Regions from separate parts of the Mus musculus genome. Here region 2 is linked to region 1. Evidence: chromatin loops called from intact Hi-C (ENCODE). Cell type or tissue: left cerebral cortex. All regions are shown on one strand. Links, peaks and the distances in the headings refer to the core of each region. The heading gives the core; the rest is flanking DNA.

Region 1 (4,008 bases), core at 732-3,231:
AACAGGAAACAAACAAACAAACAAACAAACAAACAAAAAACAACCAAAAAGAAATGAAACCAAAACACAAAACAAGTCTAAAACCAAACAAACCACAACCCCACAAGAAGCACAAACACTAAAGTACGTCCTGACAAATGAAGGGAAAGACACACGGTCAAAGATGAAACTCGTCTTCATGAGACACACAGTTCAGAAGATAAGTTTTAAGGACCTTCAAAACCAACCAGAGCTCCCAGCACATGAAGAAGAACCAATTAGAAGAATGCTCAAGGCACAGGGAAGGAAATGGAGCAGATTTCTGGGGTGGGGGTGGTGGGGGTGGTGGGGGTGGTAAGTGACTGTCCTAGAGTGATTCCTCGGGACTGAGAAATGAGCAAGAGTGGATTAAGCATCCTGGGATAGGTGGGGATAGCCTAGATGGAAGCTGAGACAGGTTAGGGAGGACAGAATCTGCTCAGGGGATCAGGAGGACTTGCTTTAGATGTGGAATGAGGGGCTCAAGGAAGACATGTGGGACCAAGACAGGTTGGCCAAGAGCACTAGATTTTGATGGGCAAGGAGAATTCTTTCATTTAAAAAAAAAAAAAAAAACGTACGTGTATACGTATGTGCTTTTGTAAATCTGTGTGTACCAAGCTCATGCAATGGAGGCCAGAAGGAGGCACTGGACCATCTGGAACTGGAGTTACAGTTGTTTGGGAGCTGGAATATACGCTGGAAAACTCAACTGAGGTCCTCTGCAGGAGCAATAGCTGCTCCTAACCACTGAGCTGTCTCTATAGCCCAAGGATAGTGCTTGAGAAACTGAAGAAGGGGTACTCATGGAAATATGAAGCGTACATAGAGAGGTTGAGAGGAGCTAGGAGTTATTCCAATTTAGTGCAAAAAATGAAGAAGGCTTAGATAAATGGTAGAATGGTGTGTGTGTCTATCTCTGTGTGTGTCTCTGTGTGTTGTGTGTGTGTGTGTGTGTGTGTGTGTGTGTGTGTATGTAGCATAGGAATAGAGAATTTAGGGACAAGGAGGATTGGGGTTAGAGGAGAAAACTCACTAAGAGGTATCGATCAGTAGAAAAGGAGATAGATCCTTGCAAAATTGACATGATGGGATTCATGATGGAGACAAGCCAGTCTGATCAGATGTACAACCAGGACAACAATGGGCGTGCTGACATGAAAGGGGGTAAAAAAACCTGTGGGGGTCTGAACCCTAGACATGTAACTATGGCAACTGAGGACAGCTGAGAATGGGAGAAATGATCTACCTCAGGGAAAGAGTCCCCCACTCCCCACTTCCTGCCTCCATCACATTGGTTATCCAATACAAAGTGGTCAGGCTTGAGATTATATACAATATGTAATACATTATACACATACAGATGTAATGTATATGTATAGAATATGTACAACACATACTATATTTTATATATGTATATAACATAAATATATAATGTACATGTATGCATATAATATATACAATATAATACAGTATATGCATGCAATAAATAAATGAGCATCTTGTATTTACATATTTAGACACACATATAATACATGTATGTGTACATATATGTATATATGAATATATACAGTGTGTATATGTATATATATATATACACACACATTTTATGCATAACGAGTCTATCTCCTGAACATATATTTGAGGATCAATGTCGCCCTCTAGTGTTCACATCTGTTTTTTAATTTCATTTTGGGAAAGATGGTGAAGGGTTAATACAAAGGCAAATTCACTTTATTTTGGGTCTTTGTGGCAGTTTGATGAGTGGATTTTTCATTTCTTCAAATTTGGAAACATTCTTGGTGGTCTCATTTGTTTACCAAAATAGTTTATTAATTGGAGGAGACCAAGAAAAAGACCATCTGAACCATGGGAGGAACAGGGAGTTGGGACCAGGCGAACCTCTTGAGATGGCTGGCAGCACCTGCAGGCATGGGTCAGATGGTCATTTGTAAGTGTGTGTGCATGTGAGTGTGTGTGTGAGTGTGTGCATATGTGTGAGTGTCTGTGTGTGATGTGTGTGTGTGTGCATATGAGTGTGTGTACATGTGAGTATGTGCATGTGTGTGCGTGAGTGTGTATGTGAATGTGTGTGAGTGTGTGCATGTGTGTGAGAGAGTGTGTGTGTGTGTATAGGTACTGGTTGACTGTTTATTTGAAATCATTCTTGAAGAACAGTATCTTCCTCTAATCTTCTTTCATTCTCCCTTGCTTTTTGTCTCCTCTGTCCACATGAAAAGGCCTAGGCTGGGCGTGGCTAGACAGGTGCTTTAATCCCAGCCCTCGGGAGGCAGAGGCAGGTAGATTTCTGAGTTCGAGGCCAGTCTGGTCTACAAAGTGAGTTCCAGGACAGCCAGGGCTACACAGAGAAACCTTGACTCAGAAGAAAAAAACAAAACAAAACAAAAAAACTCAAACATAAAAAACAAAACAAAACAAAAAAAACAAAAAAAAAAAAAGAAAGAAAGAAAGGGCCTAAACATGGTCTTCTGACTTCCACATGTATGCCACAGTGAGGCCACAAGCGTGTGCACATGTGCACTGCCCCCTGGATATACACCGAATAAAGGACTGTAAGGAAAAATTTAAACCTCCTCCCTTTGCCTCTTAAGTTCCAGGGGACCCAGTGTTTATGACAGACTTTCAATCTTGGATGCTCTCACATCTTGCTTATTTTTTGTTATTTCCAGATTTGGTAGGAGATAAGTGGAAACAGGGTGGGGGTGGGGGGCTCTGGGAATCAAACCCAGGCTGCCCTGTTAACAAGACAGGTGCTTTAACCAGCTCAGCCACCGCACCACACGGCGGCAGGTTTGTGACTGGACATCCCGTCTTCTGGAGGTTCCTTGTATGGTTCCCCTTGCCTTCTGGGGAGCATTAGCTTTTGAATAATCAAGACCATGATGGTCATCGAATTCACAGACCTCAGTTCAAAACAGAAATGCAGCCCAGATCTCCTTTCCCCGTGCCTTCCCCCAAGGAGAGACAATGGCACTAAAGCCATTTTTCTCGTGACTTCTATGGTATTTCTGTTCACTTTTCATGCTGTTTAATTTTTTGAGTTATTTATTATTAGTGCATGAATGTTTTCTTGCACATACGTGCATGTACTATGTCCATGTCTGGTAGCTGCATAAGCCAGAAGTGGATACTGGACTCCCTGGAGGGGGAGTTACAGATGGTTGTGAGATGACATGTTGCTTCTTGGGCTGGGGATGTTACAGGTGGTTGTGAGTTGCCGTGTTGCTTCTGTAGCCCTTGCATTGTGGCATCCATACTTTATTGGGAGGGTAGAATTGGGTAATTTTTGTAAAAAAAAAAAAATCAGTGATTGACTTTCCCATGGTGGCTCCTCAGAAACAGAAGAAATGTTGGGAAAACTTGAGACTCAGTTATCCTCTTTTCAAAAGGGATAAATAATTGTTGTCTGGGGTCTTGATGGGATGGGCTGAGAAGGCATTTCAACCAGGATCAAACATCTGCTTGCTTTCAAACGATAGGCCTGCTTCATCCTGGGATGCAAGGCAGGACACGAAGCACACCCTGCTACCATCCTGATTTTTTTTTTCTCACAGGTACCCCACATTCTTTTTAGAGCAGGGCTTTTGTGTATGTGTGCTGCTAAGTCAAGTCGGTTCTGTTTTCTTTTTTTTTTAATTTTTATTAGGTATTTAGCTCATTTACATTTCCAATGCTATACCAAAAGTCCCCCATACCCACCCACCCCCACTCCCCTACCCACCCACTCCCCCTTTTTGGCCCTGGCGTTCCCCTGTACTGGGGCATATAAAGTTTGCGTGTCCAATGGGCCTCTCTTTCCAGTGATGGCTGACTAGGCCATCTTTTGATACATATGCAGCTAGAGTCAAGAGCTCCGGGGTACTGGTTAGTTCATAATGTTGTTCCAACTATAGGGTTGCAGATCCCTTTGGCTCCTTGGGTACTTTCTCTAGCTCCTCCATTGGGAGCCCTGTGATCCATCCATTAGCT
Region 2 (2,500 bases), core at 1-2,500, 520 kb before region 1:
AGAGGTACAGAGATTTCTCTCTGCGCATGGAGAAGTACCGGACCTCTTTGGAGAAAGCCCTGGGGATTTCTTCAGATTCCAACAAATCGGTGAATTGCTTTGTTCACACTGGACTGGTGGTGATCTGGGCCCCATACCGCCTGAGCTGCTCTCGTTAACTGGCCCCGTTGACTCTCGCCCACAGAGTAAAAGCCTGCAGTTGGACATCATCCCTGCCAGTATCCCCGGGTCAGAGGTGAAGCTTCGGGATGCTGCCCACGAGCTTAATGAAGAGAAGCGGAAGTCTGCCCGCAGGAAAGAGTAAGCCAGCATTCCCTGCAATGGTGAGGGGAGCGTCAGAGCCCACAGACAGGCTGCTGCCATGATGTCAGTCAAGTGTCTGAGACCTCAGTTGGCTTTGTCGGTTGACTTCTCTCTGTGCTGACCCCTGATCACATGGCTCACTGCCTTGCCCTGGTTTCTCTATGCTTTCCTTTCCTGGTGTGACAAATTGCTTGCCATTAGTAGTAGAGGAAAGTAACAGCTTGAATGTAGGTATTTAAAGTTTGTAAGCGATCTTATTGACTGAAGATGAAAGACCTCCCTGACTCCCACCCAGTTCCCACCAGGTATTTTTGTTGCCCAGGGAGCAGTTTTGGTTGTCATTCAGTGGGGACTAGAAGGGAAAAGTGTGACTGGGATCCAGTGGGTATGGACTAAGGCACTGCTGAGCCACTTCATAGCCCACAGTAAGGCTGGGCATCCTGGATGTCAGCCGTGGGAGCCCCAAGGAAGTGTTTTCAAATATCTAGGAGTTAGTCGATGGCTGCTATTCTGTCTAATCTTGATTTTCCTCCTTTAAGCCATGACTGCATGTTTAATATTTCTAGGCTCCCCATTTTATTTCATAAGTCTTCCTAAAAATAGATTATAATAAAGAGTCATAAGCATTCAACCTAACTGAACTGAACTGCTCCCTGTTCATTTTAAGGTTCATCATGGCTGAACTAATTCAAACGGAAAAGGCTTATGTCAGAGACCTCCGAGAGTGTATGGATGTAAGTCGGTTGCTTGTTTTTGGGGGCTGGGTTTGAACTTGCTATTTTGTTACTGTCTGTTACTTGTTGTTGCAGTAGTGACAGTGCTGGGCTCCTGTCCCTGGTGCTCTGTGCTGTTCCAGGAGGGCTTTGGCTCACCGCACATGGCACAGCACACACAGCTCCTCTCATTCATCTGTCACATGCTGGCCCGGCTGGCATTCTCTTTGTGTAGAGAACAGCAGCTTCAGACCAGCGAGCCCAGCAGTTGTGACAGCACCTGGAACTCACTCCGTCACACCCCAAATGTTTGCTGTACCTTGTGACAGAGATTCACTCCAAATTTGAAGCTGGGATTAAACTAAAATAGTATAGTAAATCTCTCCAAGTGTTCACAGCAGCTAAGGTTTTTTAAAAGACACATTTTTCATGTTGACTGCAAGGGTCCACTTTTCCATACGTTTCATTTTGTGTTTGTAAGTAAGCTCTGAGTCTGCGTTTATAGGAACGGCTGCTTCTTGCAGGTTCAGGTTGATTTTGTTTTTAATCCCTTTGCTTCTTTTGCGGCCAGACCTACCTGTGGGAAATGACCAGCGGCGTGGAGGAGATCCCGCCAGGCATTGTCAACAAGGAGCTCATCATCTTCGGGAACATGCAGGAGATCTACGAGTTCCACAACAAGTGAGTGTGCTGCCTGAGGCGTGCCCGCTGCAGATCTGCTCTCTGTGAGGACCCTGCATCACGAGGAACGATGTGCAGGGGGACTAGCGGAATTCAGGGCTTGTGTTGGAATTCAATTTCCTCTTCTACTTTTAAGATAGACTGCAGTGTTTTTGTTCCATTTACGTCACCGTGGAATAGTCCAGAAGGTGCTCCTCCCGTGTCTGTTGGCCAGCCTCTCCCCGTGCCCCCTCCCAACTCTCCCAGCCTGCTAGTAACCACCATTTACTCTGAGTTGCTGGGTTGCGACCTTTTGGTTGTGCTTATAGGTGACATCATGAACTGTTTCCTTTCCCGATACACTACTAGTCTCTTCCCTGAGGAGGCTGCTAGTGTGAAGTTCCTGGTAGAAGGGATTTGACTGCTCAGACTGACTGCTCAAAAGTTAGAGAAGGTTTCCTAAGTCAAGAGCTGCAGCTTTTGTTAATCCTGAAAATGTATGGGACACAGACGGTTTCCATTTCTGGCATATCTCCCTAGTAGAATTTTCTCAGCACCCTCATGACGATCATTTGTTTCTTCTCCTCCTGAAGCATCTTCCTGAAGGAGCTGGAGAAGTACGAGCAGCTCCCAGAGGACGTGGGACACTGCTTCGTCACCTGGGTAAGGAGCCTCCACTCCTGCTCTCTCTCATGCGGGCACTCAAGGGAGACGCCGGCCGCTGTGCACGGCTTCAGTAGCTCCCCTCTGCCGATTCTCTGCACCTGGAGAAAAGAGTGACAATCCCTGGAGTCCCTGTGTGATGAGTTTCTGTTGATTGTACT

The links. Peaks named below come from ENCODE experiments on the same cell type or tissue, not always from the same donor. Only the 100,000 strongest peaks of a DNase experiment are listed, where the experiment ranks them.
Region 2: a loop joins it to region 1, with 4 times the contacts of the local background. A loop is called at or near these places in 4 of 42 quality-filtered maps.

The regions. Positions count from the first base shown.
Region 1 is chr15:27,314,192-27,318,199 of GRCm38, reverse strand. No RefSeq gene overlaps it. Among named protein-coding and RNA genes, the nearest start is that of Gm36899, 150 kb to the left of the region's middle. In left cerebral cortex, for the core only: a CTCF peak has its summit at 1,692 (motif pointing left); a DNase peak (open chromatin) is centred at 1,689.
Region 2 is chr15:27,830,551-27,833,050 of GRCm38, reverse strand. Trio (triple functional domain (PTPRF interacting)) reads left to right here. Exons shown (of 57, transcript NM_001081302.1): 22 at 1-89; 23 at 185-300; 24 at 971-1,037; 25 at 1,588-1,697; 26 at 2,270-2,339. Among named protein-coding and RNA genes, the nearest start is that of Otulinl, 150 kb to the right of the region's middle. In left cerebral cortex, for the core only: no CTCF peak of the experiment used is centred there; a DNase peak (open chromatin) is centred at 1,226.